Regions from separate parts of the Homo sapiens genome. Here regions 1, 3 and 4 are each linked to region 2. The links are chromatin loops, found by intact Hi-C in ENCODE. Cell type or tissue: PC-3. All regions are shown on one strand. Region 1 has its middle 80 kb from the start of GIN1. Region 2 has its middle 34 kb from the start of MACIR. Region 3 has its middle 38 kb from the start of SLCO6A1. Region 4 has its middle 67 kb from the start of LINC02115.

The links. A loop is a pair of places that touch in the nucleus more often than their neighbours do. Peaks named below come from ENCODE experiments on the same cell type or tissue, not always from the same donor. Only the 100,000 strongest peaks of a DNase experiment are listed, where the experiment ranks them.
Region 1: it touches region 2 in a loop (5-fold over the local background); 8 of 110 quality-filtered maps call a loop at or near these places.
Region 3: a loop joins it to region 2, with 24 times the contacts of the local background. A loop is called at or near these places in 15 of 110 quality-filtered maps.
Region 4: it touches region 2 in a loop (5-fold over the local background); 94 of 110 quality-filtered maps call a loop at or near these places.

The regions. Positions count from the first base shown.
Region 1 is chr5:103,036,531-103,044,530 of GRCh38, reverse strand. No RefSeq gene overlaps it. Among named protein-coding and RNA genes, the nearest start is that of GIN1, 80 kb to the left of the region's middle. RefSeq lists a silencer at 3,132-3,426. In PC-3, CTCF peaks have their summits at 3,245 (motif pointing right) and 6,687; DNase peaks (open chromatin) are centred at 3,260 and 6,270.
Region 2 is chr5:103,220,626-103,228,625 of GRCh38, reverse strand. No RefSeq gene overlaps it. Among named protein-coding and RNA genes, the nearest start is that of MACIR, 34 kb to the left of the region's middle. In PC-3, a CTCF peak has its summit at 3,829 (motif pointing right); DNase peaks (open chromatin) are centred at 3,525 and 3,865; H3K4me3 peaks cover 1,137 bases; H3K27ac peaks cover 272 bases.
Region 3 is chr5:102,533,357-102,541,356 of GRCh38, reverse strand. No RefSeq gene overlaps it. Among named protein-coding and RNA genes, the nearest start is that of SLCO6A1, 38 kb to the right of the region's middle. In PC-3, CTCF peaks have their summits at 4,628 and 4,828 (motif pointing left); no DNase peak of the experiment used is centred here.
Region 4 is chr5:103,471,430-103,479,429 of GRCh38, reverse strand. It overlaps the pseudogene PDZPH1P. Among named protein-coding and RNA genes, the nearest start is that of LINC02115, 67 kb to the left of the region's middle. In PC-3, CTCF peaks have their summits at 3,584 (motif pointing right) and 4,563; DNase peaks (open chromatin) are centred at 3,599 and 6,359; H3K27ac peaks cover 560 bases.

The sequences.
Region 1 (8,000 bases), 180 kb after region 2:
AATATTACCGGAAGGCTTATACCCTTCTGAATGGGCATACTTTGTTAAGTCCCTTTAATCTATGGCTTGGAGTAAATATAAATGAGGCAAGGATTAAAAATTTATCCCACATATAGACTCTGTAGCAGATTCTACAGCAAAGACTATAATTGCACAACAGACTTTTAAAATTTATCTTGCTAACATTGTGCTAGATAATAGAATTGCTCTAGATTACCTACTGGCTAAACAGAAAGGAATCTGTACAGTTGCTGACACTTCTTTTTGCACACAGGGATGAATACATTAGATGTTATAGACTCAGTCACAGGGAATTAACAAACAGGCTGCTTGGTTAAAACAAGTAGACTCTTCATCTGGCCCATTCTTTGATTTATTTGATTTTAGTTGGTTTGGTTCATGGAGACCCTGGCTAAGGAACATACTCCCAACTCTTGGTGCTATCCTTCTGATAGTCTTAATAGTAGTCTCATTGGTCTGCTGTATTCTCTTAAGTTTTAAATATATGCATGTAACCATATGTAGATCATCCAATGGTCTGTCAGACTGGAACAATTAAAACTCAAAAAATTTATGATCATGAGGACACCATCACCTATTAATGATGTGCTGAGACAGAAAACCCAAAATGATGGTAACTGAGAGTAATGGTGATGCCCTAAGTTTTGGTCACACTTTCACCTTAGTGAGAAACTGACCAAAAGGGGCAAATTATTAAACAAAATCATAGCAGGCCATTATTTTGGATTGAGCTCCTGCACTAAGTCCCAAGAGACCAGACTAAACCAAAATGAAGTCACTCATGCTAAGTGCCATATAATTAAACTGGAAATTTAAGGAAAGCGATAGATCCCAAAACAGATCATTTTTTTTCTCTTGAAAATGGGATATTCCAGTACAATAAGAAAGTAGCCTCTGCTCCAACCCTTACAAAAAAGTAAGCCGAAGTAACTTTATGTCAACCAACTTGTATTTCTATTGTTCTGTTTCGTTGTTCCCACCTTACAAAACCTACTGTTCTGCTATTTCCTAGTAGAATTTGAGACCAAATAAGTCCATCTACAATGTTGATAGAGAGTGATGTCAATGCTTAAAATTTTGATCAAACTCTTAAAATTGAGAGATTGACCAAAAGGGGGAATTGTTAAATTAAGTTTGGCCAAAATCTGCTCATGCATATTTTAGATTTTGCCTGAAGGTTTCTCTGTGCATCGTGGACTCTAACCTAACTTGATGTATAAACCAACTGTAACCTATTCTTGTAACAAGTAGCCAAGTCCCAGCCAATCACAGCAGCTGAACTTCAGTCATCCATAGGCAGCTAACTGTTCAAACCAGGTTCAAATAAGGCAAACATTCAGACCATTTGGCAGCCCTGGAATCACTCTGAACCTATTCTGGTTCTGAGGGCTACCCAATTTGCCAATCATCCTTTTCCCAATTAAACTCTGTTAAATTTAATTTTTCTGAAGGTTTTCTTTTAACAAAACAGCCAAAACCTAGGCCCCTAGGATCAAGTAACATTTTATCACTAAACATTCTTTTTAATTATGATGTGGAACAAAAGCCCTCACCAGAAGCCAAGGTCATCCCCGTGAACTTTCCAGCCTGAAGAACCATGACCTAAATAAACCTTTTTTCTTTACAAATTGCACAGTCTCAGATTTTCTGTTACAGTGACGCTAAACAGACCAAGACACCATTCTTTCTATTCAGTTCCCACTGCCAGCCTCCAAGGTTACTTTACCTCAAAATTTTATTCAGTGGCCTTCCTGACTCCAGTTTATTTTCAGTCACCTTTCCAATGGAGCCTTCTGTCCACTACCAGTTCACTTCCTTAATATTTTTGTTATGTCACTACCCATTTGAAGACAACATGTAACTATCCCTATTTCTTATCACATGAACAAACAAACACAAACAAAACCTGATATCACAAAGTTTACTCTACTCTGGGCCTGCCAAATAGTGGAACACTATTTCTCAAAATATTCTATTCCCTTTATCAGAACACTGTTCCACGGGTTTACTATGTTCATGTTCATTTATGCCTCTGTTCTTTACTCATCGCCATCACCTGGAGTTTCTACTGTATCTTTTTTACCATTCCACTTCATATCTTTCTTGTTTTTAGAAGCTCAGTTCTAATCCTATCTACCTCAGTAAATCTTACCTGATATATTAGTGTGTTCTTGCATTGATATAAAGTAATACCCAAGACTGGGTAATTTAGAAAGAAAAGAGGTTTACTTGGCTCACAGTTCTGCAGGCTGTACAGGAAGCACAGTGGCTTCTGCTGTTGGGGAGACCTCAGGAAGCTTTTACTTATGGCAGAAGGCAAAGGCGGAGCAGGAATCTTACATGGTGGGAGGAGGAGCAAGAGAGAGAGTTGAGGGGTGGTGAGGTGCTGCATACTTTTTAACAAGCAGATATCACAAGAACTCTATCACAAGAACAGCACCAAGGGGATGGTGCTAAACCATTCATGAAGGAACCGCTCCCATGATCCAATCACCTCCCACGAGGCCCCACCTTCAGCATTGGGGATTATAATTTGACATGAGATTTAGATGGGGACACAGATCCAAACCATATCACCTAACAATTCCAATCATCGTAATTTTCATTTTTCTGTTCAAATTAATTACTCTCTGTACTGTATAATGTATACTGTTATAAATGGTTCTCTACTCGTTTCTTATTTGCTAGTCATTTCTTTTCAATAAGGCTGTAATTTTTTTAAGGGCAAGAACCATGTTTTACTTATAATTCTGTACGTTACATAGAGCTCATCACAGGGTAGGCTGTGAATGAATATTCATTGCCTAGATGACTGGTTTATTAGTTTAATCAAGAGATAATGCAACCAACTTAGGTCAACATAAATTTAGCCAGGAAGCTAATTAGACAGAAGACTATACAGTAATAGATCACCATTTAACCTTTTTGACAGTCACTGGGTTTTAAAAATATTCCTCCTATTTTTAATACGCAAACCCAGCACACTTTAATTATTTTCTTTTTGGTGTGTTAATAGTGACTCTTTTGGTGAAGAGAATACAGATACTGTCAGCATCTGTGTGACACCTGAGTTGCAGATATTTTAAAATATTTGGATGCTTGGCATAATGTAGACATAAAAACTGAAAGACTGGCAGTATTTTAAATTATTCTACTTGAAGACGGCCATCATCCACTAAATAACACCTATTTTTGAATGCGCAAATCCACACAAATGTTTTATTAAGTTTACCACCAGATGTCAGTCATTCACTGCAATGGTAATAACTACCCTGAAGAACTCTTTATGAAAAATCTATGTATGTGGATATCTCCCTCATCTTTCCTTCCCTCACCGACTCTTCCACTCCTTCTTTCTATGACTGTCAGTCTGTTTATTAATCAATTGTCAATTGATTATCTATTTATTTATGTATTTATAATCCACATATCTATTCTAATCTATCTAAATAATGAAAAGTATATACTAGGTATTTTGAGAAAATAACATCATAAAACATCTAAGTATTTACATATACAATATGAAAGTGACACTAAAATATTTTATACACTGTGATCTGGAATTCAGGCTCTTTTCAGCCCAGTAACTTTGAGACCAATGCAATACTATGCAGCCTTTTTTCAGGACATACTTTCACTTCTCACTTAGAATCTTTGTTTTTTGAAACTTTTATTGGATTCTTATTACTCTGGAATTAAATTCTTACTGGAAGAGCATCAATGACATAATAAGAAAATTATACAATATTTGATTTTTAGATAGGTACTAGGGTGATTTAAAAAGCTAATTTACTACTAAAGAACTATGCAAAGAAAGTTCTCCACTACCAACTTCTACCTACAACTTTTGTTTAAAATTTTTTCTGTTTTCTTGAACATTAACATACACCTTCTGTGATTCCTCATTCTGAACTTTGTCAAATATCTGACTTTACATCCATCACTGAACTTAATGAAGTGAATTTATGCTTTATTTTCCCTTTAGATTGTGAGATACTTGAGGTCAGGGAGCTTAGCAGATATCCATCAATAAACAAATGTTATTTTCTAAACATGAACTGTGGCCGGTCTGTAGTGGATTGTCTGTTACCTACTCAGCAACCGTTTTCTTTTTTCCTACCCAAATTTTGTTTAAGTGGCTAGCACTTCTCCATGGGTAGAGCCATGGGCCATTCTTTGCTATGGATTAGCTCAGAAATGGCCACACAATGCATGTGACCGAAACTGTCTTAGAGGCTTCAAGGAAAAGTTTCCTCTCTTGAAATAGTGAGCTGCAAGGACTAATGGGTAAGTTATTGCATATCTGTTGTCATTTCTGAGAAAGAAAATACTAGTGTTCTTGTGTTTCTGAATCCTTTTGGGGATTGATACAGATTTGGGGTGCATAGGGGAGTCTCTCTCTTTAAATTTTTATAGATATCAACTAGAGACATTTTTATATCACATAGAAAGAACATTCTAGAGAATAAAGCCAACACTGAGGAAAACAGAGCTGTGGGCTGGAGATACAGATAAAGACATAGAGAGAGACAGACACACACACAAGCACACAAAGAGAGAGAGAGAGAGAGATTAAAATTAAATATAAAATTAAAAACTTCCCTTTGAAAGACAAGGCTGAGAGAATGAAAAGGTAGTCCACATACTAAGAAAACATATTTGCAAATCATATGTCTGATAAAGAGCTTTTATCCAGTATTTATATAGAACAATACTCCATTTCCTAGGAATTCAGACTAACTTGAGATTTTATTTCAAGTATAATTTGTTCTTTTCTTTGTTCTGTTCAGTAAAGAAAACACTTTTTTACTTTTACTAACAGCTCTCAGCATATTAACATGTATGAAAAAAACAAGTATGTAAAATGCAGTTACATTCCAATTCCTTCTCATGGTTTTGAAATATTTCTAGTTTTATCAGCCTGGCTTTCCAGCCCATCCACTACTGCTCCCCTAAACTAGCCTGAGTGTTATGGAATATAGCCCTGTTGTTAATCCCCTACTATAACAAGCATTTTCCGATAAACCTCCTCTGCTTACTCAAATACTATCTTTTTTTTTTTTTTTTTTTTTTTTTTTTTTTTTGAGACGGAGTCTCGCTCTGTCGCCCAGGCTGGAGTGCAGTGGCGGGATCTCGGCTCACTGCAAGCTCCGCCTCCCTGCAAGCTCCGCCTCCCGGGTTCACGCCATTCTCCTGCCTCAGCCTCCCAAGTAGCTGGGACTACAGGCGCCCGCCACTACGCCTGGCTAATTTTTTTTTTTTTTTGTATTTTTAGTAGAGACGGGGTTTCACCGTTTTAGCCGGGATGGTCTCGATCTCCTGACCTCGTGATCCGCCCGCCTCGGCCTCCCAAAGTGCTGGGATTACAGGCGTGAGCCACCGCGCCCGGCCTCAAATACTATCTTTTTTATGAAGCCTTTCTGCTCTTCAATAACAATTTGATAGCATTTTACTTGTTTTCTTCTTATGCCTTAAAATCTAATTAGTTATATGCTATTTTAGCTACCTTACTAGATTACAGACATTTAAGGGATCTGTGCTTTTTTCATCTTTGTATTTTGCAGATAAACTTAATTAATGCCTGTTGAATGAATCCTTCACCTTTCAATTTATTTATTTATTTTTTCATTTATTTATTTATTTATTTATTTATTTATTTATTATTATTATACTTTAAGTTTTAGGGTACATGTGCACAATGTGCAGGTTAGTTACATATGTATACATGTGCCATGCTGGTGTTGGGTTACCTGGGTACCATATTTTATCACAGATGTGAGAATTGTGGTTTTGTTTTTAAGGAGGGATCTCTTTCTTTCAAATGGAGGCCAAACAGGTCTCAGAACAAGACTCTAGAAATTTAGAACTCCAGAAGATTTCTAAGAATTCTATGACTTCTGGGAAATACAGTACAAGAGAAAATAAACTCTGAAAATTCAAAGTGCCAGAAACTAAATTAACCTAAAGAGGCATTGGGATTAGTGTAACTAGATTAGTTAATTCTTTTCTTTGAGCCTCATTAAAAAAAAAAAAAAATCTATTAATGTATGACTGAGATGCCCAGCCAGGGACTACATTTTAGTTTTGTTCTTCTTTACAAAAAAAAAAAAGCCATTAGAATATAAATCTCAATACAGGTAGGTTATTGCCCTTTAACACTGTATCCTAAGAACTTAGTTTTTGTTTGTGAAACTTTCAGCAGTGTTTGCTAAATGACAAACAGGTGTCAGAAATCACCTTTGAATCATGGAAGGAAGTGCCTCTGGCTAGGTAGGGTTGAGTACTTGAGACTCACTAGAGTATCTTTGGGAAAGGGATACAGAACAAAAATGGCCAGCCCATCTCTAGTAAAGGAGGACTGATGTAACTCTGGGTTTTGAGGTTTAAGAGCAGAAGCTCCTGACCCCTAGTATGGATTATATGAAGGAAAAGCAGGTGGTGGTTTTGTGTCCATGAAGCACAGATATGAGAATCAGCCCTGACCCAGGACTCCTGAGCCTGTGTGTGAACTAAAAGAACCTAGCACTAAAAAGATCGGCCCTTAGAAAGCACGTACAGCACTCAGGGAGGGCGGTCTGAATTACGGCAGCTAGCAGGGGAGCATGTTTTTTTAGGACTGGTATATTAATAGATAACAATCTTCATCAGTGACATCATGAGGCAGCAAGAAGCAATTGCAGCATGGTTGCCTTACACTTGAATATGCCCTTGTTGCATCTGGAAATCTACTGCTGATTCTATCCATGCCTTTTGAAGGGACATAGGTTTTGTCTTTGTTTTCTTGGTTTTTGTTGTTGTTGTTTTTAACAATTCCAGAGGAGGGAAAAGATGGGGAAGCCAACCAATGAAAGGTGATAATTGACTTTCTGCCAATAAGCGAGGTAAGGACTTGAGTAATTAAGTAGGAAAACAAGATATTCGACCATATTTATACCGTGAATTTTGGGTGCATGTCATATTGCTTACAAATAAAATGAGGAAATTGTTTTATGCACCTGAATGAATGCTGCCAAATTCTCTTAGGGTGGGAGAGTAAGAGTCTCAGTCATTTACAGAAGAATGCCAGCAATTAAGTAAAGATGAAATGATGGAGTTAGAAAATCATTATTTGAGAACTCCCTCAAAATTATGGATTCAGAAAATGGTTGAATACCTAAAACTATTGGGTAAAATGTCGTTAGGGAACACGATACTCATATGGTCTCAGAGTGTTTTCTCTCAGATTACTTTCTAAAGACAAAGTGGAAGTGGAACATGTACAATGAAGAGATTTAGTGGACACAATCTTACTGAAGTGACCACATTTGGTATCATCAATAATGGGGGGAAAACGACATTATGTGCCTCCAATATGAAGCAGTGGAAAGTAGGAAATGTCACAATTATGAGGCAACAGCCGTATGAATCTAGACAGGGAGACATTGTGCTAGACAACTGACTTGGACTCTTCAAAAATGTCCATGTTTTGGAAGGAAAAAATGATACAGAATTACTTTAGGTCAAAGGAGACAAAAGAGATATAAGCAGATGCATTGTATGAATCTTAATTGGATCCTGGATCAAAAATCAAAAGCTCCAAAGGACTTTATGGGGACATTGAGGGTTTCCATATGAGCTACATATTGGTTGATAATAAAGAATGTGTTAAGTTTACTGAGTGTAGTAATGGTTTCGTGGTTATGTAGGAGAATGTCCTAGTTCTTGGGCAATACATATGGAAGTATTTAGGGTGAAGGTTATGATGTATGCAGCTTCCACCCCAAGTTCCTCCTGTTGTCTTTATTTAAACAGTTTTTTTCTAGCTTTAAGGTATAATCTGAATACAAAAATTGCACATAATGCAACTTATTTTCAAATGGTTCAGCGAAAGTAAACAAACTAGTGTGTATGTACACATATGTGTGTGTATCTATGAGAGAGAGAATGAAAATATGGCAAAATGTTAAGCACTATAAATTTAAGTGAGGAATATATGGGTG
Region 2 (8,000 bases):
GCTGTGTGTTTGTCACAGATGGCTCTTGTTATTTTGAGGTATGTTCCTTCAATGCCTAGTATTTTAAGGGTTTTCATAATGAAGGGATGTTAAATTTTATTGAATGCTTTTCTGTATCTATTGGGGTGATCATATAGTTTTTGTTTTAACATTCTGTTTATGTGTTGAATCACGCTTATTGATTTGTGTATATTGGACCAACCCTGCATCCCAGAAATAAAGCCTACTTGATTGTGGTGAATTAACTTTTTGATATGCTGCTGGATTCAGTTTGCTCATGTTTTGTTAAGGATTTTTGCATCTAAGTTCATGAGACATATTGGTATGTAGTTTTCGTTTTGCATTGTGTCCTTTGCCAGATTTTGGTATCAGGATGACACTGGTTTCATGGAATGAGTCAGAGAGGAATCTCTCCTCCCCAGTTTTTCAGAATAGTTTTAGTAGGATTGGTACTCGCTCTTGTTTATACATATGGTAAAAATTGATTAGGAATCCATCTGGGGTTCCAGAACTTTTTGGTTGGTATATTTTTTATTACTGATTCGATTTTGGAACTCGTTATTGATCTGTCTAGGGTTTTGATTTCATCCTGATTCAATCTTGGATATGTGTTTCTAAGAATTTATCCATTTCCTTTAGATTTTCTAGTTTGTGCACATAGATGTGTCAGTAATAGTCTCTGAGGATCTTTTGTATTTCTGTAGGATCAGTTGTCATATCACCTTAGTTATTCCTTATTGTGCTTATTTGGATCTCTCTGTTTTTCTTTGTTAATCTAGCTAGGAATCTATCAACCTTATTTATCCTTTCAAAGTACAAACTTTTCATTTTGTTGATCCTTTGTATGTTTCTTTGAAGGACTCAATTTCATTTAGTTCTGCTCTGATTTTAGTTATTTCTTCTACTGGCTTTGGGATTTGTTTCTACTTGATTTTCCAGTTCCTATAAGTACAATGTGAGATTGTTAATTTGAGATCTTTCTATCTTCTTGATGTAGGTTTTTAGTGCTATACACTTTCCTCTTAACACTGCTTTTGCTATATCTCAGGTTTTGGTATGTTGTATGTCTATTTTCATTTGTTTCAAAAAGTGTTTATGTATGCCTTATTTTTATATTTACCCAGAAGTCATTCAGGAGCAAGTTGTTTAGTTTCCATGTTTTGAGAGTTTCTCTTGGTGTTGATTTTCATTTTTACTATGCTGTAGTCTGAAATGCTTGGTATGATTTCAATCTTTTTTGAATTTACTGAGATTTGCTTTGTGACAAAGCATGTGGTCAATCTTAGAGTATTTTCTATGTGCACATGAGAAAAAAGTATGTTCTGTTGTTGGTGGGTGGAGTATTCTGTAGATGTCTATTAGGTTCAATTAGTCAACTGTTGAATTTAAGTTCAGAATTTGTTAGTTTTCTGCCTTGATGATCTATCTAACACTGTCAGTGAGGTGTTGAAGTCCCCCACTATTATTATGTGGCCGTTTAATTCTTTTCCTAGGTCTAGAAATAATAGTTTTAGAAATCTGAGTGCTCCAATCTTGGGTGTGTATAGGATAAATCTTGTTGAATTGAACCCTTCTTCATTATGTAATGCCCTAGTCCTTTTTCTACTGTTGTTGATTTAAAAAGTCTGTTTTATCTGATACAAGAATAGTGACCCCTGATCTTTTTTTCCATCTGCATAACAGATCTTTCGCCACCCCTTTACTTTGAGCCTATGTGTGTTATTACATGTACTATGGTGATATGTGTCTTTTGAAAGCAACAGAATGATGGGTCTTTTTGTTTGTTTGTTTGTTTTTGTTTTCTTTTCTTTTTTAAAATAGAGACAGGGTCTTGCTATGTTGCCCATGGTGATTTCAATCTCCTGAGCTCAGTCAATCCTCCTGCCTTGGCCTCCCAAATTCCTGGGATTACAGGCATGAGCCACTGTGTCTGGCTGGGTCTTGTTTTTTTAATCCAATTTGCCACTCTATTTCTTTTCAGTGGAGCATTTAGGCTGTTTACATTCAAGGTTAATACTGATACGTGGGGATTTGTTCTTGTCATAGTGTTGTTAGCTACTTGCTTTGTAGTATCAATTGTGTAGTTGCTTTATAGGATCCATGGGCTATGTGTTTATACATGCTTTTGTGGTAGTGTATTGTTCTTTTGTTTTTATGTTTAGTACTCCCTTAAGCATCTCTTGTAGGGCTGGTCTGGTGGTGGCCAATTCCCTTAGCAATTGCTTGTCTGGAAAAGAGTTTATTTCTCCTTCGCTTACGAAGCTTAGTTTGGTGGGATATGAAATTCTTGCCTGGCATTTATTTTCTTTAAGAATGATAAAAATGGGCCCCCAATCTCTTCAGCCTTGTAAGGTTTCTGCTGAGAAGTCTTCTGTTAGTCTGATGGGTTTCCATCATAGAAGTGCACTGTTAGTCTGATGGGTTTCCTATCATAGCCTGATATAGTCCTTTTCTCTAGCTGACTTTAAGACTTTTTCTTTTGCATTGACCTTGGATAGTCTGATAACTATGTACCTTGGAGACAGTCATTTTGTATAGTAGTTCATGGAGTTCTCTGGATTTCCTGTGTCTGCATCTTGACCTGTCTAGCAAGACTGGGCACATTTTCATGAATTATATCCTCAAATGTGTTTTCTAGGTTGCTTACTTTCTCTTCTTCGCTCACAGGAATCCCAATAAGTCATAGATTTTACCACTTTACATAATCCCATATTTCTTGAAGGCTTTGTTTTAAATTCTGTTTTCTTTATTTTTGTCTGAGTTGATTTGAAAGAGCAGTCTTTGAGCTCTGAAATTCTTCTGCTTGGTCTAGTCTGTTGTTAAGGGTTCAAACTGTATTTTGAAAAATCATGTAGTAAATTTTTCAATTACAGAAGTTCTGTTTGGTTATTTCTTAATACAGCTATTTTATCTTCCAAATCCTGCATCTTTTTTCTGTTCTCCTTGTGTTGAATTTCAACTTTCTCTTGTATCTCTTTTAGTTTTTTTGTCATCAATATTCTGAATTATTTATCTGTCATTTCAGACATTTAATGTTAGGATCCATTGCTAGGGAGCTAGTGTGATCTTTGAAGGTGATGAAACACTCTGGCTTTTTGTACTTCTGGAGTTCTTATGCTGGTTCCTTCCCATCTGAGGGAGCTGACACTTCTTTTTCTGAATTGTTTATAATTTAGATGGAGTTTTTTGATATTTTATTCCTTTTTTGCCTTGAGGTTATGACTGTGGTGGATGTTGTGTATGATCTGTTAAAACTTCAGACAAATTAAATTTAGCAGCGTTTAACTGAGCAAGAAAAAACAAACAAACAAACAAACAAAAACCTATTCACAAATTCGGCAGCCTCCAGAAACACAGCAGATTCAGTGAGACTCCAGGGATGCCTCATGGGCAGAACAAATTTATAGACAAGAAAAGGAAAGTGACATACAGAAATTGGGCGTGAGTTACAGAAATAGCTGGACTGATTGGCGTTTGCCTTATTCTAACACAGTTTAAACACTTGGCAGTGTATGAGTGGTTGAAGTATGACTGCTGGGATTGGCCAAGACTCAGCTATTGTTACAGGTGCATACTGCTAAGTTAGGTTGTCAATCTTGTCTACCTATTAAGTTAGATTACAGTTCATCCACAAGGTCTAAACTACAGAAGTATGGAGTCCTTCTCCGGCCGTATTAACTCTGTTTTAACAGATCGATTAGCTTTGTTTCTGGATGCTGTTATGGGAACAGGGCTCTGTAGAGTTCCTTGGTTGCAGATAGCTTCATATGATGGGTTTTTCAGACTTGCTTGGTGTAGCAATGTATTCTTATTTGGTGGTGTAATTCAGGCTGCAGTCCAGTAGATGGTGCTTAAGAGTAAGAGATGAGCTGGCAGGAGGCTCTTAACTCTGCTTATGCACGCCTTCAGCAGGGGTGGAGGCAACAGAAAAGCACGAGTGCCCTCCCACCTCTTCCCCATACCGTTTGTCTTCATCGGGGGTGGAGCCCCTGGAAAAGCCTGAGAGGCACCTCTTTCACCCTACACTCCCTGGGACCCAGCAGGAAGAGGCGCTGCTATGTCCACGAAAGTACACTGGGGAGGCTGTCTGGAAGTGAGAGATGACCCCCATCTCCAAGTCTGTTCCCAGGCTTTGGTGTTGTGCCCTTTGGTGGCTGTCACAGCACTCATAGTTCCTTTGACCCCAAAGGGACTTTGGCGGGCTGCACTCCCCCTTCGCTTAGTGGCAGTTCACACGGAGGGTTAGATCTCCAGGTGAGTGGGGTCCACCTCCCTCCTACTCCTTGCAGCTGGTGAAGCACTCTCCCTCAACTGACCAAGGAAGCAGTCTGAGGCACCCATCAGTGACCCACACAGACCTGCTTCAGGTCGCAAAGCTGTCCCTGGCTGCAAGTCATGCTGCTCAGGAGAAACGCAGTAGGCTTCTGCAATTCTCCTCCCATTCCAGTCTTGGGATGAGAGAGAGCTTAGTTTCAGCACCCACTGCTAGGCACTCTCCAAACTCACTGCCCATTTCCGGCTGTGGGGACCTTTCCCTCGCTCCAAAGCAAATGCTCCAATCTCTGGCCCAAGACTAAAATGCCTGCCGTGGCTACCATTGCCAGGTTACCAAACAACGACCGACTTTGTATGAGCCCAGATTTAAAAAAGTATCCTCGGCCGGGGGCGATGGCTCAAGCCTGTAATCCCAGCACTTTCGGAGGCCAAGGCAGGTGGATCACCTAAGCTTAGGAGTTTGAGACCAGCCTGGCCAAAATGGTGAAACCACATCTCTACTAAAAATACAATAATTAGCTGGGCATGGTGGCGGGCGCCTGTAATCGCAGCTACTGGGAAGGCTGAGGCGAGCGAATCGCTTGAACCCGGGAAGCGGAGGTTGCAGTGAGCTGAGACCGCGCGATTGCACTCCAGCCTGGACAACAGGAGCAAAACTCCGTCTCAAACAAAACAAAACAAAAAAAGTGTCCTCTCAGTCCCAGGTCTGGAAAAATGCCTGCAGCTTTTCCCAGTGTCTTTCCCTCTCGGTATCTCAGCCTCTCCCCAAACTAGCTCCCGGGCTTGGCAGAAACAGGGTGCTCTCCCTTGGCCTGGGCTGCACAGATCACTAGCGGAAAGGCGAAACGCAAGGGGAGACTGGCTGTTCCTCTCACATACTAGGGCTTCACACATTATCAGCAGAACGCCGACGTGGGGGCTGCTTGCCCACCTTCTCCACAGAGTCTGGGGTATCCTTTGCTATTCTAGTGAACTGCTGCTTCCCTTCCTCAATTAAAGCTCACAGAGTTGACCTTTATGCACTATGTTGCTAATTCCAAGCGGAGGAAGCCCGCTGAAAGCCTCCAATCTGCCATCTGGGGCGCTCATGCTCCACCAGCCATGTTGGGTACCTCCACCTCCTCCACGCAGGCCGCAGGCCAGTGTGGCTTCCTCCTGGCCCGTAGGCCCCCCACCCCTGTGACTTGGACCCAACCAAGGGGCAACTCCAGCTCAGGGATTGCAGGGCTGGGAGGGGGCTGCACGCAGTCTGTGCAGGAGCCTGAGGGCCAGAGGGGGCAAAAGAGGAAAGTGTGTCACAGACTGGGAGGGGCAGGGGAGAGACATTTGCCTTATTATGTTTTAGTTATTTCTCCTAAAATTAATATTTCTGTATTTGAAAGGTTTCAAATAGAACAACTCACCTTTACAACATCAGGAAACATGATTACTACAGATCATTAATCTAATGTCAAAGCACATTTAAAAAAATGAGTAGGGCAAACATTCTTAGATCAACTTTTAATGCTATACTAATTATTTTCTTAATAGTTTATATCTTTAAAATACCTTGCAATTTACATGGCCATTTCTCAGTTTCTTCTAATCTTCAAAACATAATCTGAAGTATTCCTGTTCTCATTTTACAGCTGAGGAAATTGAGGCTCAGAAGGGTGTTTGCAACGTGTCCAGGCACATAGTTAATAAGCAGCAGAGCCCAGATTGGAACCATGTCTGATTCTAATGCAGAGTCAACCTATTTTAAAGGCTTTCCTAATGTTCATGCTAATATCAATTTCTAAATTAACTTTCTTTCCCAAGAGATACCTTCATGAAAAAAGGATTTCATGGTCAAGTTGTTGGTGGAGGGAAATATTGCCCATTAAATTTGCCATTAAAAGAATCACAGACATCATTTTTCAAGGCTGCAACGACTCCTGCATTAATGAAGCCTTTTAACTTTGTTAAATCTAGGCTTATTCCTTGATTCCACCGATCACTCAACTTTTTTTTCCCCAGTAATTGCTACTAACACCAAGAGGACCTACATTAATAACTTTCTAAAAGAACAGCTTATTATCAACCATTCAAAAGGCCTGGGTGCTACCAACACTACCTGTGGGCAAGCAGTATTTCAGATGTGAGTTTAGCAAAAATTAGAGCCAGAAAGTAGTCTTGAAATAACAGAAAATGTATGCCTTTGTTCTTTAGTTCTAAGTTAAAGGACATGGTACACTATAAATGCCATAAAAGTAAGAAACATTTCTAAACTTTTATCTGAGACATATAGTGCAATCCACTATCAAAAAATGTGTTAGATGCACATTTATTTCTCAAGTCAGTTTAACCATAAACAATGGTTTATAAGAAAACTGAACAAGTTAAGTCTACTTTCCTTCTCAGTAAGCAGCACAGCACTGGGGTATTCTGCTGCAGAAAGATCATTTGAAAAACCTGCTTTATGATTAAGGGACTTCTCAACATCATCACTTAATCACTTGGCCAATATCCCATATAGAGGCATATTTTCTTAAAGGGCCACTTGCAAACCAATGATATATTAGAGAGTATTTAAATATATTTGAAAATAAATTATCTTGCAAGTGGAGAGAGGAATAATTATTTTCTATGGTAATTTTCTGACAAATCAATTCTCTTTCTGTTTTCTCCCTCTTTTCTATTCATTTATTAACCTATTTTTATTGATCCAAATTCTTTATTTCAGAACTATATAGTAAAGGAATATCAAGAGCTGAGCAGAATGGGTAGAAATGGATAAGGGTCATTTACATCTTCTTTAGTGCAACAAAAGCACTAGGACATTTGGACAACCTCAAATATAATCCCTCATATAGATGCATATTAATTTGGCAGATTCTGCTCCCCTCCTCCCCACCAGAATGGAACAGAAAAAATCCAAGAATCTCTTATTACAGCACATTTCAGTCAAGTCTTTTAGATAAGTATTTCATATTGGTAGTAGATTGTATTCTTGGCTCCATGAATCTTCCTTGAGTAACTGCTTGTGATAAAAAGTCAAAAACAATTTTGAACAATTCAGTTTGCCTCTAAACATTTAGTTCTTGCTTGCATGAGTGCCTAAATATACATGCCCACCCGCCCAGCACCACAACTCCCTCACGCACATTTGCCAAATTATTTCTCTTTCCAAAAACTGAATTCCTTTGGTAAGAAAATTTGAAAACCCAGCAGTCAGACAGAAAGTCTGAAAACAACTAAACTACTTGTAAACTACTAAATTATAGTGAACTTGGATTTAATCCTACAGTTTGCACTCTACTCTCATCCCTAAACCTTGAAATTTCACCTTGCTGTAACTGATGTAACTTTGTTCCTGAGGAAGGGGCACCTAGCCTATTGTAAACTGCTACCCTTGAGTTGCTTTCATAGTGGCAATTTTTACTGATGGTCAGCTTGTATTGTTGGAGCAAATAAATGCTAACAGCAGCTAAGGCTGAAATTTCATAAATGGCCTTTCACTTTCTTCCTTGAATTAGCCTAAGTGGTATCCTTTCACCTGTTCTGCAGTATTGAGGAAAAATATTATTTTACTTTTCTGATGTGCTTTGCAATTTGCCAAGCACTCTCTCATATATTATCTTATTGTTGCTTATCTCACACACACACAAACACACACACACACACACCTGGCAAAGCATGAAAAGCAGATGCTATTCCCAGTTTTACCAATGAGGCAACTAAGGTTAAAGGAGGGTAAGTGGGCC
Region 3 (8,000 bases), 690 kb after region 2:
GAGTTCCTCATTCCCTAGTCCCCTGCCTACCAACTGTCCTTGAAAAACCCTAGTCTCAAAGTATTCAGGGAGGCTGATTTGTGTAATTAGTCCCATCCTTTCATTTGGCTAACCCTGGGATTATTAAAATCTCTTTACTGCAATCTTGCTGTCTCAGTGAACTGGTTTTATCTGTGCAGTGGGCAAGGAGAACTGACTAGGTAATTACAGTTTTGAAGAAAAAACAGTGGTGCCTTCTCTGCTGAGTTTTCTTTTGGATACACCTATGGATTCTCTGCAAATACTTCTTTTCTTATCCACCACCCCTTTCCCAAACTTGCCTTATCTATTTCATTCAAACATAAGAGGATGCATAACAGGAATTCCTATGGGTAACATAAATGTCCAGCTTATGATATGGATTCTGGTTGACTCAGTCTGCAGAAAGAAAGTACAAAAGAAATAATGACAAGCTGTATTTATTTGCTTTGTAATCTTTTTTTTTTCTGTCCAGCTCAAATCTGATGGCCCTTGCCCTTATGATGTTAATTTTTCTTTGCATTTCATTTAAGTGACTCACAATTCTGGAAATTGGTGAAAATTTGTGAAGTGTCTAAACAGGCTTTTTAACTTTCCCTTTAACCTTTGAAAAGGGGTTACTCTTCTGGGGGAAAATGAGCAGATGGTACCTAAAACAGTTGGCCAAATATCTGTAACAACTCTGTTACTTGACTGTATGTAATCAGCTGGAGCATCTGTCAGGAAGAAGAGTTATGCTTCTGTGCTTCTCTCTCTTGACAATTAATCACACCGCTCCTCCATTTCTCACTGTTCAACATGTCTTTTTCAGAACCTGGTGCCAAGAGATTTCAGTGACTCTGACATAATTCAAAAAAGATACTACAACAATAGCATTATTGCAAGTCCTATGAGACAAAGAGAGACTTCACTAGAAGAGAGGCTGACATTTGTTCAGTTCTTTCTGACAAGACTATATAGAGTCAGTCACTTAATCTCAAGCGAATTATGATCTATGATGATATCTCAATAAGGAAAAAAAATCTAATATGCTATGGAAACTCTACAACTTCATTCTCCTCCATCATTCTGACTCATTTCCAGTCAGCCTATATTCAAACGTGTACATGGTGAAGAAAATCCATCATTAATCCTCATGGTGATAATATGTCATTATTACCACTCGAGATGCCTGAGTCAAAGATCAAGTGTCTGAATGCAATCGTATTTATAATATTGTCTGTGTCAGTGTATTAGTCAGGGTTCTTCAGAGCAATAGAGCCAATAGGATATATGGATACATATTTTGAAATAAAATACATATTTTCATGTATGAAAAAATAGGTATCCATATATCCTATTAGCTCTGTTGCTCTGGAGAACCCTGACTAATATATTGACATATATATACACCCACATATATATACATGTATATTTATATAAGGAGATTTATTATAGGAATTGGCTTACATAATTATGGAGGCTGAGGTATCCTATAACATGCCATATTGAAGCTGGAGAAACAGGAAAGCTGACAATGTAATTTAGTCTGAGTCAGAAGTCCTGTGTAGCAGAGAAGGGGTTGATGGTGGTGTCAGTCCTGGCTTGAGTCCAAAGACCTGAGAACAAGGAACACAGATGTCTGAGGACAGGAGAAGATGGATATCCCAGCACAAGGCAGAGAGAGCAAATTCGCCCTTCTTCTGCCTTTTTTGTTCTATTCAGGCCCTCAACAGATTAGATCATGCCCACTCACCCTGGTAAGGGCAATCTTATTTGTTCAGTGTCCATATTCAAATGCTAACCTCGTTCAGAAACACCCTCACAGACACACCCGGAAATAATGTTTTACCAGCTATCTGGACATCCCTTAGCCCAGCAAAGTTAACACATAAAATTAACTATCACTATCAGATAGAGGTTGTTAATGTCCATGACTATACTTTGGCCAAAGTAACAAAAGAAAGAACAGGATAGCTGTACTAAGCTGGAGGAGTCATAGTCATAATAATAAAACCACTGGTCATAGATGTACACATAGTTTGTTCAAGTAGAATATTGCAGGTATGTAAGACCCTTTAAAGGTAGAATGAATAAGCTCCATTTCATAGGTAAAAAGCAGGTTATATGCTGCATCCCAGGCATGCACCAGCTCTTATGACTTTCCAGACACCATCTCAATTGCTCCAAGCTCTTTAGCCAAAGTCATGATATTTTGAATGTTTTTGCTCAACACTGGTCCAGCCCAATGGAGGCTGTTTATGAATTAGGCTAAGCCAATGGGCCTTTCCACCTACATCAGAATAAGAAACTCACATACCAGTCCAGGCGATGAGGCAAGACAGAGGACTCAGTTTTATTTTTCTTCTTTCTTTTGCCAAACCTTGTGGGTTTTTTTCTTTCTTTTTGAGATGTATTTTATGTTTTGTAGCTGATTCTGGAATAGGGGATATATTTATGGGAACAGAGAAATAAGAACAGAGACTGTCCATGGATAAACTAATTTAACAGTGCTATGTTAGAAAGTAAGTGAACCTGCCACCTATTCCTTTGTTCTTAGAGGCTACCATGATAATACAGAACTGTACCCTCTCTTCCACAAATTTTGGAGACTTTAGATTTCTATATAAAAAGGGCTCAAGGGTACAACTGGAATTAGCAGAAGTGGGAAAGCTGGGGACCCTGACTTGAAATTGTATTTGCTTAATGTGATATCCTTGGATTACATATTATAGATAAAGTCTCAGATGCTTTTATTTCATAAAGATTAAAAAATTCAATTGTCTATAACAATATTGTTATCTGATATTACAATTACATTAACTGTTTTTATTTAAAACGGTTTTAAAGGACAGTGGGTCTAGCAGAGCTGAAGCTTACCCAGGTTATCCTTTGATTCTAATACTTTTCATGGGATCTTCCATGTTGTTTCCACCTCCATCCTCAAAGCTGTCAAATACTCCTTTGGGCTTCCATTGTACTTTATATACTTTTCAATTCCAGCTTTTATCATTTAGAGTTGTAATTATTTATTTGTATCTTTCACTAGATCATTTGCTCTTCAAGAGCAGGGATATTATACCTATGGCACTGGGTACTGGCACATAGTCTATGCTCAACATCAGCATAGACTGATGTTAATTGAACCACAGACATAGAAATGTTAATTGAACCACAGACATAGAAAAAGAACAAACAGTTTGAGTCAATCAATCTGTGCCATGACATTGTCAGTAGATCCCCTGACTCATTCCTCAGTGGAACTGGTGAAAAGTATTTTAAAACAACCATTCAAAGCTTCTGGAAATGGCCCTAAGTACAAACCGCAAATTCAAAAACATCTATTCAAGAAAATCTATGAAAGATTGGTATGAAAGGTGAGAGTCTGTGATATTTGAACCAAGTCTGCCTTTTCGTTCTGCCTTACCAGTTCAACAAGGTAGAGACTCTACTCCAAACTGCTGTAGTCAAGAACATGAGGCTGCTGCAGCTTCAGTCCCTGGAGGTCTTCCACACTTCTCATTCTGCCCTAGCTATCCGTTGCTGAGGCTAAATTTCAGGTGATTGCTAATGAGAGATGGAGTACTGAAAATACTGGGGTCCTGAATGCACTTCCCATAGGTTCATGAGGCAGTGGTTCCGTGACAGGACAGGCAAGCTGAGAGGATCTCTGGCTGTTTCCTCCCCTCCCATCACTGAATGCACAGCCCCTAGAGTAGGGTGGTCATGCAGAGAAAAGCTTTCCATTGTTCCCACACCCAGTTCCTGAGTCCAGCTCAGCAAGTTCACCTGGGAGAAGAATCAGGCCATAAAACAGTTTCTAATCTCATCTCAAAGGAATTGACTTCACTGCAACACAGCGTGGAGAAGTTCAAGCTTAAGAATACTCTCAATAATAGTGGAGATTGTGGTGAAAGGCATTTGGGAGGAGATTCTTGGATTTAATGACAATGCATCTTAGACTGTAGGCTAGCAGGTTTGTAGGAGAGAATCAGAGAATGAGACCATTGGGAGGAGTCCTCATAGGTCAGGACAAATATCAAACACTGACCTCAAAATCTATTTTTTTCCTAAAAGCCACAGTTTGGTTGAATTAATTTGCAGGGAAATTTCTGCCTTAGGACATTGTTGAAAGTAATAGAACAACCAGCTGGCAATTAATGGAGTTTAACATTAATGAGTATGGTTAGGGAAAGAAAGGAAGAAAAACCCTACAAATACCACTGTCATTATGTCACATCATAGGGTAACTGTAGGCATATCTGTGCTTCACTGAGAAGCATCAACAGAGACTTAACACTTTGTGTGTGTGTTGAAGGGCGGGGGAGTGGGCATAGGGAATAGACTTCACTAAAATAATCTAGCCAGTCTCTAACAAATAAACAAATAAATGAAAATGACAAGCCTGGGAAGTGGGAAACCAGAACTTGGAGTTTCTACAATATATTATCTGAAATTTCCAGTTTTCAGCAAAGAATTGCAAGGCATTAAAACAAACAAACAAACCAATAAACATTGGGTGAAAGATTTGAATAAACATTTCAGCAAAGAAGATATAAAGCAAGCAAATAAGCATGTGAAAAGATACTTGACATTATTACTCATTAAGGAAATCTAAATTAAATTTATAATGAGATACTACTATACAGCTATTAGAGTGACTAAAATAAATGGGTGGCCAAGTGACAATAAGGATATGAAGCAATTGAACTTTTATATGTTGCTGATGGGAATGCAAAATGGGACAGCTACTTTGGAAAACAAGTTTGGAGGTTCTTACAAAATTAAACATACACTGTCAATTTTCCTACAACTAGCTTAAGCAAATGGCTCCACCTAGTGTATATATGAAGATAAATGTTTATAAAATTTACATTTACATTTGAATTGGAGGAATTTCATGTCAATTTTTACCCTACTTTTTGTCTGAACATTCTTATTTTATTTTGAATCATATTTCTCAATAGTAGTTTATGCTCTCAAGGTAAGAAAATCCCAAAGAATAATCAAATGCATAAAACAAAATCTAATTAAATGTATAAAACAAAAACAGAAAATAACATGAAGCTAGAGTAGGAGAAAAGTAGTAGGAGAAAATTGCCTTTCTCTCAGGCGATTTTTGGCATGTCAGGTTAATTGAACATTAAAATATTCAATATTGAGGAAACAAAAATCCAAAACCAATTAGACAAAGGTTTGAACAGTAAAAGACAGCCTTTTTAGTGGTACAGTCAATGACTTTTGACAAATGTGCATAATGTGTAATCATGGCAACAAACAAGACATGGAATACTTTAATCTCAAAAGGTTTATGTATGCCTCTTTGCATTTCATTCCTTCTCTTCACTCCCAGTCCATGGCAACCACTGCTCCAGTTCCTGTCTGAAGTTGGATCAGGTGCTATATAACCTCTTGTGAATCTAAGACACTAACTAGTGAAAAATGTATTTTCTTAAAGGTAAAATGATATGTTGAAATAGAGTACTGAGAAAGCAAGAAACCCTTATAATTTCAAATTATCTCTTTTTTTCATTTTGTATGTTAGTAGTAGAATTAATATGTAAAATGAATATATAAAGAGATGATTATGCAGCTCTTTGACTTGAGATCATTCATGACATCTATTTATTTATCCTTCGACTTTAATTCAGTATTGAATATATGGCAGACACAATACTAGGTCCAGCAGATGCAAAGAAAGATAAATAAAGCATGGTTTCTATCTTCTAGGAGTTCATATATATTCTGGGACTGACAATAACATTATATAAAAGTAAAAGCAGCAAATTTTTAAAAGCACAAAAGGTAAAACCTCATTCTACATACAGCGGTGTACATACATTAATTTTCAAAGTTAATTTCCTGATAAAATTTCATTCATTTTACATGAAATTTGTGTCTCTTTTCAGATATGTGCAATTATAGGAAAGCCTACTTCAATTTAGAAGAGGGATAAACTTTTTCTTTGCAAAATTATATGAAAGACTTTAAAAATATATATATTGGGAGGCCGAGGCGGGCGGATCACGAGGTCAGGAGATCGGGAGTATCCTGGTTAACATCGTGAAACCCCGTCTCTACTAAAAATACAAAAAATTAGCCGGGCGTGGTGGCGGGCGCCTGTAGTCCCAGCTACTTGAGAAGCTGAGGCAAGAAAATGGCGTGAACCCGAGAGGCGGAGCTTGCCCTGAACCGAGATTGTGCCACTGCACTCCAGCCTGGGGGACAGAGCGTGAGACTCCGTCTCAAACAAACAAACAAACATAATAGACTTTATATTTGGGGCAATTTTAGGTTTACATAAAAATTGAGCAGAAAGTACTGAGTTCCCAGATACCCACTAACCACCCGCCACTTCTCTTGTTAACAGCTCCCATTGGTGTTATACATTTGCTACAATGGATGAGCCAATATTGTGACATAATTATTACTTAAAGCCCATAGTTTACCGATTTCTTGCTCTTCTTTTAATCATGGTAAAATATACATAACATAAATTTTTGCCATTTTAACCATTTTTAATTGTACCATTCAGTGGCATTCAGTACATTTGCACTGTTGTGCAATCATCACCAGGATCCATTTCCCAGATTGAAACTCTGTATCCATTAAACAAAAGTTCCCACAGGCTTCACTCTAGGTGTACAGTCTGCGGGTTTGGACACATGCATAATGACTTGTAGCCACCATTACAGGATCATACAGAGTAGTTTCACTGCCTTACAAATCCTTCTCTTCATTCCTCCTTCCTCCTGCCCAAACCTCTGGCAACCTGATCTTTTGTTTTATTTTATTTTTATTTTTTTTCTTTATGGAACTCTTTTTTTTATTATTACACTTTAAGTTTTAGGGTACATGTGCACAACTTGCAGGTTTGTTACATGTGCCGTGTTGGGGTGCTGCACCCATTAACTCGTCATTTACATTAGGTATATCTCCTAATGCTATCCCTCCCCCCTCTCCCCACCCCACAACAGGCCCCAGTGTGTGATGTTCCCCTTCCTGTGTCCAAATGTCCTCATTGTTCAATTCCCACCTATGAGTGAGAACATGCGGTGTTTGGTTTTTTGTCCTTGCCATAGTTTGCTGAGAATGATGGTTTCCAGCTTCATCCATGTCCCTACAAAGGACATGAACTCATCGTTTTTTATGGCGGCATAGTATTCCATGGTGTATATGTGCCACATTTTCTTAATCCAGTCTATCATTGTTGGACATTTTGGTTGGTTCCAAGTCTTTGCTATTGTGAATAGTGCCACAATAAACATATGTGTGCATGTGTCTTTATAGCAGCATGATTTATAATCCTTTGGGTATATACCCAGTAATGGGATGGCTGGGTCAAATGGTATTTCTAGTTCTAGATCCCTGAGGAATCGCCACATTGACTTCCACAATGGTTGAACTAGTTTACAGTCCCACCAACACTGTAAAAGTGTTCCTATTTCTCCACATCCTCTCCAGCACCTGTTGTTTCCTGACTTTTTAATGATTGCCATTCTAACTGGTGTGAGATGGTATTTCATCGTGGTTTTGATTTGCACTTCTCTGATGGCCAGTGATGTTGAGCATTTTTTCATGTGTCTTTTGGCTGCATAAATGTCTTCTTTTGAGAAGTGTCTGTTCATATCCTTTGCCCTTCGCCCACTTGTTGATGGGGTTGTTTGTTTTTTTCTTGTAAATTTTCTTGGGTTCTTTGTAGATTCCAGGTATTAGCCCTTTGTCAGATGAGTAGATTGCAGAAGTTTTCTCCCATTCTGTAGGTTGCCTGTTCACTCTGATGGTAGTTTCTTTTGCTGTGCAGAAGCTCTTGAGTTTAATTAGATCCCATTTGTCAATTTTGGCTTTTGTTGCCATTGCTTTTGGTGTTTTAGACATGAAGTCCTTGCCCATGCCTATGTCCTGATTGATATTGCCTAGGTTTTCTTCTAGGGCTTTTATGGTTTTAGGGAATCCTTTCCCCATTTCTTGTTTTTGTCAGGTTTGTCAAAGATCAGATGGTT
Region 4 (8,000 bases), 250 kb before region 2:
TATCCACTGTGACTTCTTATAGTATAAATTAGTACTTATTTTATGGACATTATAGCATCTAATTAACCATGTCCTAAGTAATGTATTTGTGTTATGTATTTGAATTCTGTACAGTTTGCAAATCCTACATTAGAATTCCTGTATACAATCAACATTCTTTTATATGTACCCACATATTTACCTTCTATTGATATTCACCTGTTACCACATATTCAGATTTAAACCTGAGACTATATTCCTTCTTCCAGTAGAAAACTATTTAGTCAGAGGTGTGCTGGTGATTAGTTTTCAGTTATCCTTGCATATATCTTTATACCTCCTTAATGCTTTCAGAATTGTTTTATTGGATATAGAAGTCTAGATTTGGTAGTTGTTTTCATTCAAAACTTTGAATGTGTCTTTCCAGTTTTTTGGGGGCAGGTGGGGGGCTCTCATTGTAATAATAAGATCATTAGCTAACTTCTCAATAGAACAATGAAAGCCAAAATAATACTATTTTTGTCTCTCTGTGCTTTATTCTGCATATATTCTTCTGACATACTTCCAACTCTATAGTTTAATAGCAGATTCACTCCAGTCATTAATTTCAATAATTATATTTTCATTTATAGTTTCCATTTTTTTATAGTTTTCTGTTTATGCTGAAATTTTCAAATGATTTTATTTCCTTGAACGTATTAATCATAGCCATGTTAAAGTCCATGTCTAATGGTTTCTTTATCTGGATCCCCCATAGTCTGTTTCTATCACCTGCCATTTCTGCAATTTTGTTTCTGTTGGGAAAATAAGAATATTCATAATCCAAGGTCATTTTAATGTGATCAGTGCTGAAATGATTGTGAGTCAACCTTCAGTCCCTGTGAGAGTTAGTCTTTTTCCAATTTGCCCTAATTTCCAGTATTATTCTTCAAGGTTTTAACTCAGTCTTACATAACAGGACCACCTCTCTGACGAGGTCTTGACTCCATGAATCTGTTGAAAGCTCTGCTCAGCTTCTCAGCCTTTTTAGATGGAAGTGACTCCAATGTTGGGCTCATCTTTTGCTGGACTTTAGCCCCATTGGTCTTCACTCTCTTACCAGTTCTGATATATTCGAAGAGAAACATACTTAAATTTTTAAATTTTTTTCAGCAATACAGTTGTTGCTCTAACTAGTCTGCCATTACCAAAAGGAGAACTCCAATGACAGCTGAAAAGGAAGGTAGTATGAGGGAAGAGTTGTTTTTGTCATAGTTTTTAAGATGTGAAGTACCAATTTAAATGTGAATGCCTGATGGAGGTAGTAACAAGTAGAGAGAAAATTTGAAGATACAAAAAAACTGATAAATAATGGAATAAATGATGGAAACATGTACTGTGTAGGCCATCTATCCCCAAAATCACATATATCTAGCCCATAGGTTCCAGCAAAAGAATTTATATAAGACTGAATGTTCAGCCAGGTTAAAAACAAAAGGAAGTATTCCCTCTACATTGTAGCAGAACAAGCCAGTTTGTGTTCTGTTCTATGAATCTGTATATATGCAAGAATCCAAATGTGGGAGTGTGGGGGGGACTAGGAGGCACTTCACACACTGGGCTTTACACATGCTCAAAGAAAAACACAGTGTTATGTTTGAAATACTTGTCTCTATTTCAGGAATTCTGATCATCGCAGCATATTTACTCTGCTATGCTGGGTGAGGAGTCCAGGGGATGGCATGGCACACAATAGTGACAGGAGACTTCATTTTGAACAAAGAATAAAATTTGGAGCATGAAATAAGATTAAATATTTTATGCATGTATCCTGAATGTCTTTTGTAGCTAAGGCCTGTTAATCTTTATTTCCTTTTATCAAAGAAAAATGAGCGATATTCCCTTCCAAAATTGCCAAGAGGCTAACAATTCACTTTTAAAAGCTGTAAAGCTCTAAAAGTAAATGGAGATAGGGTGGAGAAGTGGAATAGAGTGTGAGCTTTGAAGGTCAGTTTGGCTCTGCAGCCCAAAACCTTAGAATAATCATTTTATGCTACAACTTTTGGTTAACTAAAAATTACCAGAAAAATGGGTAACTCTTGGGACTTACCCTGGAATTAAACCAAGAGGCAGAAGAGAAACAGGCCCAAAGAATAACTTTGAATGGATGGTGAAAGGAAACAATATTGTTTATTTCTGATGGCACCTTATGGTCCCATTGTAACCCAAATGGCCCCATGCCTGTTAAATATTCAGGTGACTATATGGTAGAGACAGAATGTTGGAGCTCCGGGGAGAAACCTGGAAAGAGATTCAGCTATGTTAATCATTTGCATTTAGAGATGGTATTATATGCCATGAGGTTACCTAGGAAGAATGTCGGTTACAAGAGAAGAGAGCTGAAGACAAAGCCCTTGGGTGGAGGACAGAGCCTGTCAGAAGTCTGGCGCGGGAGGATGATCTCGCAATAAAGCCTGAGCAGGAACTGGGCAAGAGGAAAAGAAAGGGAGTCTTTTGTTCCCAGAGCCCAAAGAGGAATGTGTTTCAAGAAGATGGAAGTGGTCAGTAGAGTCAAATGCTGCTTTGAAGTACTTGTCTGCTAGACAAAAGCATCTTAGTGGGAGAGTGGACCTGTCTTGATGTGGGCTCACCTTGTCTGGACTTGACTTATCTATATCTTTGATCTCACTTTTTCTCAACCTAAAAACATGTTTGTCTCTGCCATCCTGGGGAAGGGGGTGGTGGGGGGAGCTACCTTGAATGCACGTTTCTCGTAACTTTCCATATTTCTCCTCCCTTTCTAATGCAAAATCTTTGAAAAAGCCATCGAATGCTATCATTCTCCACTATCTTTTCTAACCTGCAACAATCAAGTGTCTGCTGGAGTTGTATAGGTTGTTGTTGAAATCACAAGCATGGCCAGATTATCCAGGAAGAATGTGTGGGATAAAAAAAGCAATGAGCCACCAACATTTAATAGAAAATTGTGTTTATATAATACCTGATAAGGCTTTTATGAGGATTAAATTAGGTAATGTATGTAAACCAGTGATTACAGGGCCTGGGACATAGTTTCAGATACTATATTCCATCCCCTTGACACGTTTTTACCCCATTCTCAGTAAACTGCCCGTGGTTGTGTAGCCAAGTAGTACAGATTCAAACTCAGGTTTGCTTGCCTAAAAAGATGATGTTCTTTCTTTCCACTACATTGAGTTTCCTTCCTAATGCTTGTGTCCCTAGTTTTGTGCCTGACTGCAAACCACCTGCTCCTGGAGACCACACCCCAGGTTCAGCTCCTAGGTTTACATCTTGGGTCTTGACCTCTCCCTGACAATCTGATTCTACTCTAGATCTCACCTGTTCCCACATCCTAACTGTGTCAGACCCTAGAGAAAGGTGTAAGACTACAGAGAGGCAAATACGTGAACTATTAAGTAGGATTTGTGAGCATCATTTGCGGAGATCACAAGAGTAAAGCAGAGAAATGCCCAATTAATAGAAGAATGCTTGCAGCATTTAGAAAGAAGAGAACAAGTCAATATATGCATGTGGTTAATATAATTGAGATCTTAAGGTCATCTCCAAGTTCCCATACCTCATTGGAATCTTATTTGTAATTTAAGAGATGCCCAGTAGATGGAGCAGCTTACTCATGCATGATTATTTTCAGAGACCATGGATCGTTTGAATCATAAAATTCCTGTTAATGCTGGAAGAGACATAAAAAATAATTTAGACCCTCTCTTCCGAAATAGAAAAACAAGGACTAAAAATTATGCAATTTACAATAGATTTACAGCCCTTAAGCCAGGTAGCTGATGTTCATCTGAAATCCTCCTGTTGATACTGGTCACCAGCTTCTGACTTTGGACAAATTCCCCTAAGAAAGGAATGGCACTAAGCAGCTAGTTCTAGGTTAGGAGGGTGTTAGGGTGTTAGGGTATGTGGGGGGAATGTTGTCTGTTATAGGATGACCACATTTCTTAGGATAATACTTTGTTGGAGCAATCTTCCAAGTATTAAGAAGTCCCCCACCACCCCTCAAAAAAGCGCATTTTAGAATGGGAAGAAATCCACCCCTTTGCTTCTCTGACTTTCTCTCATCACCTTCTGCTTTCCTCCCTAAAACCAAATCCCACTTGCCAAGGGTATGTTCAGGTTGTTAATTAGAAGGCTAGTATCCAAAAATAGCTCCCTTTCCAGGCTGCCCAGTACCTGAAATTCCCAGGGATAAAAGCAAAGCCATCATTTCATGTCTGCTTTTAAAATATATTCCTGGGAGAAATCCATATCCATTTACTTACTTACTAAATGCTTATTGAGAACTTATTATATGCCAGGAATAGAGCTGCAAAAATGGTAGACAAGGCCTACAGTTCTCATGAAGTTATGCTTTACTATGGGAAAAGACAGAAAAGAAAGAAGACAATTTTAGATACCGGTAAATATTTGGATTTGAGAGTGGCTGAAAGGGTGGGATGAGGTTGGGAGGCTATTTTCAAGGTATAGTCAGGGAAGTCTGTCTCAGAAGATATGATGTAAGGTAAAACAAAGATCTGGGAGAATGAAACAGCTAAAACAAAGGACCTGAAGAGGGAGCATTAAACTGTTTTCAATCATTATATTCCTACCAAGCATTAGACAGTTTATCAGGCTGCTTCTTAAGTGCTGCTACCTGGTATAAAGAAAAATACCAAAGGAAATAAAGCTCAAGTGAGGAAGAGGAGAGGGGTCTTTCTGCACCACATCAGATATATCCCCTTTCCCTAGGGTGAAGGGGCAATTGAGTGCAGCAGCGTGGCACTGGTAGGTCAGGGAGTGCTGGAAGGGGAGGCGGACATCACAAGACACAGACAGACCCATTAAGGACAAACTGAGGATGCCAAATGCAAACTGTAGGTACATAAAAGTAGTTCTTGAAAGAGCACTTAAAATAACCAGCCTATTCCTACCTCTCTATCTCAGTGTTTCTCAAATTGAACCACCGAGGCAGTTGTCAGATACTCCAGGCATCACATCGGGTCTACCAAATTGGTATTTATGCAGTGGGGCTCAGGAATATGGATCTTAATAAACACACAGATCATGAATGTCATGCACACTCAAGTTGAGAACTGATGCTCTGTAAATTCATATTTGTATCAGTGCATCAGCTCTTCAACATGGCCGTCTTTCTCCTTGCACAGGGTCAATTGTTCAAAGTAGAAAGAGGCTAAAACACCTCTGAGAGAAAAGAAAAGATTAATGTATCATAAAAAACCTGCAAAATACTAGAGAGTTTTTAATGAGATCTTTAATATTGCTCTTTATAAAAAAAGACATAGGTCTTTGGTAATTTGCTATTTTTAATCTGTAATATATAAATATAAAGGAGTATGTTTCCTTCTAAATTTGAATTTAAAAAGGACATTGGCCATCCTTCAAAAATACAATATTGTTTTTTCTATGGATGTTGTAATTTTGTGGGCAGTAATTTGTTCTCTCTAAATCTCAAGAACATTGAGCCCTCACCTCATCCTGTTGTTGGGACACAATGCAGAAGCAGTTCTGTTGGTGAAATTGTGGGTTGGGAGGATGCCATTTCAACTTCTGCAGCAAACAATGACATGGCCAATGCATTTGGAGTGATGGAGAAAATCTGTATGTTCTTCATATCCATTGGTATCTTTGTATTCAATTTAGAAAACTGTGCCCAGAACAGTAAGAGTAAATCTGGACTCCTTACCTACCTTCCATCCTTAATTAGGTATTGGGTTTTTAAATAATCCTTCCACTAACCCAACTCCAATAACCAAACAGAACAGCAGGATTATCTAGCTGCCTGATATATTATAGTCAGATAAATGCTTGATTATTTACATTTTATGCTCAAAAATTTGAAAAGAAAGCATACGATCTCTTTCTTCCACAGATTTTTCCAGTAGGCTATAATGCCTAACATTAGCAACAGCAGCAGCAGTTATAGCAGCAGAGCCTTTGGAAAAGGTGTTCCAGAAACCTGACAACGTTTGCACAAAGACTGTTAAACCACTATTCACACTTCTTTAAGTGTTTTAACCAAAATGTCAGAGGCTTCATTAGGGTGGAAACTATTTTATGGTTCCCTAGTACATAAATTTTTTTCTTGGAATTACCTTATTTGAGTCAATTATCTGCTAAAGCAGCAATGGGAGAATCAATCAATGAAAATTTGTCTCTTTGTTCTTCACAAGGAATTCTTGGAGTATGATTCCAAGAATGGACAATTAAGACAAATTATTCATGAAGTACATATGTCATTTGCATTTTTCCCTTTGGGATAAGGTTGTCATCTTTGTTTACATAAAAGGTATTTCCTTGCAGAGCTGCCCTTTTACCTCAGAACTAAGATAATGTTTCCATTTAAACTGAGTCATCCTTGTCCTAAATATTGCATAATGGCACAGACTGCTATCTCCTGTTTCCTTGGGCCAAACACAATGACAAGGCAAGCTAGGCTGTGGTCATTGAATCTCTTTGTAATCACTGCCATTTTGTGTGGTGGTCAGATGCATTTGTTATATCATGGGAATTATAATACTGAATAAGTTGCATAAAATTCTATCCAAGAAATCTTAAAAAGCTTGCAAATGGAATGCCTTATCTAGCTACGAAAAAATGTGTTCTGAAAGCACAGAAGGAACATTTGCAACTTGAAACTTTTCATCAGAAATTGAGAGAGCTCAAGGTCAACTTAATATTAATTCTCCCCAGTTCTTTAATCTAACAGATATCAAGTTGCATTTGAATCTGGCAAAGAGATATGTATATAGGTCAGTTTAGCCTTCACAGGACAAATTTCTTGAGAAATATTCTGTATCCATCTATTTACTCTTGAGTATCATTAGGTTATTTTAAGGTGAAAATGACCAAAACTTGCCTTTTGCATAGAAAGGGAAATTCATTTCTGGTAAGCTGAAATTGCTTTGAATAATTTATAGAGAACAGAGAATTCATCAGATCTGATATCATCAGCAGCCTTGAGATTGCATTGTTCTGTAATGGGTACTATGGGAACTGGAAAGCTGGAGTTGGTTAGCATGAGAATTTCTATCCAGAATCTCGTGTAAGTTAAAGGCAGGCAACATTTAAGAAAGGAAAAGTCTGAGTTTATATAGGAAGGAACCTTTTAAAAAAATACTCTCACTGTAAAGGATATTCTGTACACCTCCCACCTGACTACTGATATTCTTTTTCTTTGTATGATTTCATTTATTTTATTTTATTGCATTTTAAGTTCCGGGATACATGTGCAGAACATGCAGGTTTGTTACATGGATGTATGTGAGGGGAGGGGTGGGAACTTAGAGGACGGGTCAATAGGTGCAGCAAACCACCATGGCACATGTAGGACTGCTGATATTCATACCACCATGGTGGAATCGGCTGGCACCAATATGCAGGGCCCCTTTCTTATAGCATCACCACCTTCTCCTCCTTTTCATCATTGAGAAGATATTGAGAATAAAAACAAAATAAAGAAATGAAGCCAAATAAAATAAAAACATATCCAAATAAAGTGATACAAGAGCTCCAATTCATTACTGGCTAACTCCCTATTCTTCTAAATGGTAGGACTCCTTCCAGTCTTTCACACATGCTGCTGAAATATGCTACCTTGAATTCCATCTTAAATTCACCAATTTCTAATCTTGAGATTTCCCCAAGATCCCATGTTTAACCTTCTTGTTCATTTAAAATGTTCTTATTGACCATCTTTTATATGTAAGGGATACAGCTAATCGTTATTCTAGAAACCAAGTTGAATGAAACAAAATTTCTGCTCTCATAATGGGTGGCTGTTGAACTTAAACTTTTAACATGGGTAGGATTTCTGCACATGTAATGTGGGGAAGAGAATTCCAGATGGAAGCAAAAGCCTGATGAAAGGCTACACAGGAGGGTGTTGGGATCCAATTAGGGAGCCAAAAGTGGGCCAGTTTGATTGTATCATGGGATATGTGGAGAAGACTAATGGAGACTTAGACTAGAAAGGTACACCAAAGCCAAATAATAAAGAA